2 separate regions of the Homo sapiens genome follow, and region 2 is linked to region 1. Evidence: read pairs that join two places in POLR2A ChIA-PET (ENCODE). Cell type or tissue: GM12878. All regions are shown on one strand.

What was found. ChIA-PET counts read pairs that join two places held together with the same protein. Peaks named below come from ENCODE experiments on the same cell type or tissue, not always from the same donor. Only the 100,000 strongest peaks of a DNase experiment are listed, where the experiment ranks them.
Region 2: POLR2A ChIA-PET joins it to region 1 with 11 read pairs; 2 of 35 experiments call an interaction of 5 or more read pairs at or near these places.

What each region holds. Positions count from the first base shown.
Region 1 is chr4:47,009,787-47,012,286 of GRCh38, forward strand. It overlaps a transcript of GABRB1 not described here. Among named protein-coding and RNA genes, the nearest start is that of GABRA4, 17 kb to the left of the region's middle. In GM12878, no CTCF peak of the experiment used is centred here; a DNase peak (open chromatin) is centred at 1,305; H3K27ac peaks cover 337 bases.
Region 2 is chr4:46,951,483-46,953,982 of GRCh38, forward strand. All of the region lies in intron 8 of GABRA4 (gamma-aminobutyric acid type A receptor subunit alpha4), which reads right to left. Among named protein-coding and RNA genes, the nearest start is that of GABRA4, 41 kb to the right of the region's middle. In GM12878, no CTCF peak of the experiment used is centred here; no DNase peak of the experiment used is centred here.

The DNA.
Region 1 (2,500 bases):
GACCACTGAGTGATTGAGGTAGTACTCAACAGGTGGTCTTCAGCCTGGAACGGAAATAAATAAAACCAAGAATGTGATGGTGGTCACCATTTGATAAGCAACTGAAAGTTTCATCCAAATTCAGTATTTTTTAATGGATGTGTATACTTTGAAAGCTTCCTTTTTAAAGGCTCTACTAAACAGTTCACAAAACAAGACATTCGGATGAGCTGTGCAACTCTGTGCAGATAAACTTTACCTACCACAGCTGACATTTTAACCAGGCTTCTGCTCACCTCTGGATAAATTTGGCTGTTTTGCTGCAGATTCTCAGCCAGCCTTTGCTTTGGTGCATACTCAAGGAAGCTTTCTCAATGAGTGGCACACACTGTCTTGTCCTTCCTTTAATAAGTAATGAAACAATGCAGGAGGAATTGCAATCACCAAAGTATTTCTTTTTAAAAAAATGTTTAAGATGTAATCAGATGATCATGTTATCTGAGCAACAAACTATAATAAAATATAGCCAGTAAAGCTAACCAGACCCATTTGCTGACTATTAGAGCAGTAATAACTTTTTACATTATTTAGTTCAGATCTCTGCCTCATCCTTGCTTAAGAGATGAGAACCTGAGGGGTTAAGTAACAAAATAAAGATCACATCTAGTCAGTTAATGGTAGTTAGGTCTCCTGCCTCCTACTCTAATAGTCTGTGAATGATTGCATAACAATGATTGTGTTGCACACTAATGAAGGAAATATTGTAAGCAATGCAGAGCTTACTTTATTTTGTCAATGCAAATAAATATGATCAACTCAAATGTTGCCACATTTCCCAGTAACTTTTATTATTGTGAAATTATCATGCCATCACCATATATTCTTATTATGTAGCAAAGTTCCTGAATCTTCCTCCCCAAAGCTGGAATGTTGTTGGCTCTGACCTAGTGTCATCCTGACTCCTGAACTTCTTAGCTGTTTCACTTTTGGAACATTGCTTCTCCACTCTGGGTTTCAGTGTCATTTGCAAAATGAGGACAATGATAGTGCCTATTTCATAGGATTTTTATCAAAGATGAAATGTGTTAATACATGTTAAAACTATTTGAAGAGCTCCTGGAACATAGTTAGCACTAACAAAGTGTTAGTTCTATTAATAACTCACACAGTGGATTTTTGAACCTGACACTTTTTTTTTTTAAACTCATTGCCACTGACAGAGAGTCCTTCTTCAGCTAGAGGTAAAAATCTTAAAAGTGTTAAAACATTAGAGAGTTAACACGTTGGTGTGAATAAGTTTTAGTCAAAGTGAAAGTGAAAGCATTAGACTAGTTGCAGTTTCAATGGTAGATGAAATTCAAAGGTCAAAGTACCTAAAAATTGAGAGGAAATGCAGCTGTGTGGGAAACATTAGCAGAAAAAGGTGGGAGGGCCCAGGGACAAACTTCAAAGACTTTCCTGTTTTGCCCAAGACCTCACCTTATCATTGTTGCTGCAAAAATAAGGCCACAGGTATGAGCTGGACCCAGACCTGTGATCCCACTCAGGACTGAGGGAGCTGCAGTAGGTATTAAACCCAGCTGTGAACTGTCTGGGCGGCAACTACAGAGAAAAATGGACAGCAAGAAGGATGTGAGCTGAACTGAGGACTTCTACCTTGGGTACTGCTTGCTTGGGGCCAAAAACTAGGTGCAAGAATGAATAAGGGTAAGGTCCCAAGTAGGGTCAAATGGTTTTGTTTGACCATTTGGGAAACAGAAACATATCAGACTCAGACTCTGAGGCCAAGCTGCTCCCAAAGAGATCATTTGTGGGCATGCACATCTGTTCTGGTATGTTCCAGTCATGGTGGTGGGGTACATGAGTTTGATTAAGCCTTGCTTCACTTTGTATTTTTCATATAGTTTCAATCTTAGGGTAGCTCATTTATTCATATTCTCTGAGTAAAATGCACTTCTTAATAAAGGGGAAAAACTTCCCCTTTTCAAGCTTTAAGATTTGTACCTAAATCTAATTTTATGTTTGATGAATGAGTATAAATCTTCCCACCAACTATATATGCTGTATAGGCTTCTATAAAAATTCTTCCCAATCATTAAAAGCCCATTTTAAAAAATATTTCCAAATACAGGAAAAAAAATCCCACAGTAGAATATGATATAATAAACATCTAGGTACTCCACACTGAGTGCTATTAAATTCTAACATTTGTCAAAATTGATTCAGAATTTAAAAATAAATTAATAAAACATTACAGATACAATTAAAGCTTCCTGAGTATCCACCACACTGTCCTTCATTTGAAAGTAAACACCATATTGAATTTGGTAGTTCATTTCATGCACACTTATATATTTTTACATGTGTATACAAAATAAATACCATGTAACATTATTTTTTGTTTTAAATATTTTATATATAATATCATCATGCAAATTGATGTTTTTAAATTCAGAAGTACATGTGCAGGTTTGTTACACAGGTAAACATGCATCATGGGGGTTTGTTGTACAGATTATTT
Region 2 (2,500 bases), 58 kb before region 1:
CTTGTTACGCTGGAGATAGTAATATTCCCACTTTGTAATTAAAGAGTTGACTTTCTGCTTTTTGAATACAGAGTCCTTGCCACTCTTTGCCAAATTCTCTTTGGAGATGTCAATCCCAATCTCCAAGTGCCAGGGACCTAGACAAAGAGAAAGTGCAGATGTGCTAAACGGTGGGGCTTCTTCTTCCTCTATAGCTCTTCCGTTTTCCTAATATTAATATGTATAATAAAATACTAGGAAATTTGTTATATATATATATGTGTGTGTGTGTATATGTATGTGTATATATATGTGTGTATATATATGTGTGTACGTGTGTGTGTGTGTGTGTGTACATATATATATAATTTTCAAGCGGTATCTTGATATCCACATTAAACTGACTGTACTTAGAAAAACTTTTCAGGGAGGCAAAAATAGAGTGCCCACATGACTACTGCTTCTGTGAATCCCCTAAGAATGGCCTTCTCTCTCACTAGGAAGCCTAAAACTGTTTGCAATTAGACAACAAAAAGCAATTAAAAGTATTTATTTTTTAAAAGCTTGTTTTAGCCAACCCACCCTCAAAAGAGAGACAGAGAGTCTGAGAGAGAAGAAAAATTTAGTGGCCTACATTGTTTGGGATTGGTGAGACTAGAGAGTATAAAGAAATCTCCATACTGGTCATCGATATGAAGATATCAGAGTTATAAAAATTGAACTCAAATTCAAGAGCTATAGACTGAGGGAGAAGGAATATAGTCTTACAGAACAACTAAGAAGTTAAAAATTCAGGATTATTCATCGTGGCAGCAAAAGACAGTTTGGGAAAGTACATGATGTATTAGTCAAGTAAAGAATCTAGGAAGCTAAAAAAATCCTGTAACATCTGAAATACTAGAAAATATTAAGAAAAGCATGCCATGCCATACAATCTGAGTGAAAAGTGTCCTCTTTCTAAAACTGTTGCAAAATTGATCAAAATACATAAAAATTTTCTTTTTCCAAAGACATTTTTCATACATAATATCCTCTAATTCATTTAAGTGAAATAAAATAAGTCATACCCAAACTGATGTTTCTTGAAACTTCTAAATCATCTGAGGCTGAGCAAAAAGCTGGAGATTTAGCGATGTATATTATGTTGTGGGAAAATTAGCTCCTCAAAATAGCAAAAGGGAAAATTGGCAGCTTAGTCAAATACACCAGAAGGAATGAATAATCTTACTCAGTAGCTTAGGGATGAGAACTTGGTGGAAAATATAACTAAATGTTGAGGAAAGTTGTTTAAAGCAGTTGTTTATTTTTGAAGCTGATTTTTTCCATTCTAAAAAGAAGTGCTGGCCCACTCACATTGCGATATAAATGGAAAAAAAAGATTATAAAATAAATAAAATATTGAAGTACCAGAAAAAAACCTTTTAATAACAAAATTTCACCAATGGAAATGTGTAGTTTTTTCATATATTGCTATCACCAGCAACCATGTCTATATCTCAGTTATATGAGGAATGAAATCAATCAGCAGGCATTTCTTGAGCACCTGGCTATGTGTTAGGAAATATGTGCCAGATGTGCTGGGGAAGTGACGGAGTAAATGGAGAAGTAATAACAATTCCAATAATATGGTAATTGTTTATAAATTAGATAGCAATTCTAGAATGATTCTTAAGCTAGACCATAAACATTACAAACCAACTCATGATATTCATAATAATGAGCTGGCTTATCCTTTCTACTCTCCTTTATCTGCTGACGATCAATAAAATACACCTCACCACCAATCTGAGTTCTGCCAGCATCCCTCACCCCCTAAAGCTCAGCATGCTTCTTTGTAGTGTCCCTTGGTCCAAATACAGTGTCTGTTCCTCTGGATTATTTATATCACTATACTCTGTCTCCTGATGTAGTATTTCAGGGCAAAAACTACCTCCTAAACTTCTTGGAAATTTTTCCCACTTTTAAAACAACAGATGTTGTAAATAAGTATTGTTAATTGAATATGTTGATGCACATAAAATAGATTATTTCAAATCAAAATAATGGTAATATATTCTAAAGTTTTCTAAATGTTTAAAATGTCACAACATTTTGGGAAAACTGTGGATTAGTTAGTCTACAATTTGTTAAAATAACTGTGCAAAATTAATTGGTGATTTTTAGAGTTGACAAAATCCACATGTATTTTATGAAAAGTAGATGATCTAAAAAATGTGATTAATTTTCTCTGACCGCTTTCTACGTAAACCAAACCACTGACTAAGGGTATGGCTTGTATATAAATGGGATAGAGTTTCAAAGTATGGCTTACACTTCTAACAATGTAAACATTAAGACAATCTTCAGAAAAATTGTGGATAGTTGGGGAGTAAGTATGGGGCCAGGGACACAGCAGAGTTCAGCAGTGGTTGTGATGGGTTATAACTGAGGGACAACAGTCTGTAGTGGTTGTGAACCTACACTTTGGATCTAGACCCCCAAGTTTAAATCTGGTCTCTGTTACTTAACAGCTATGTAATTC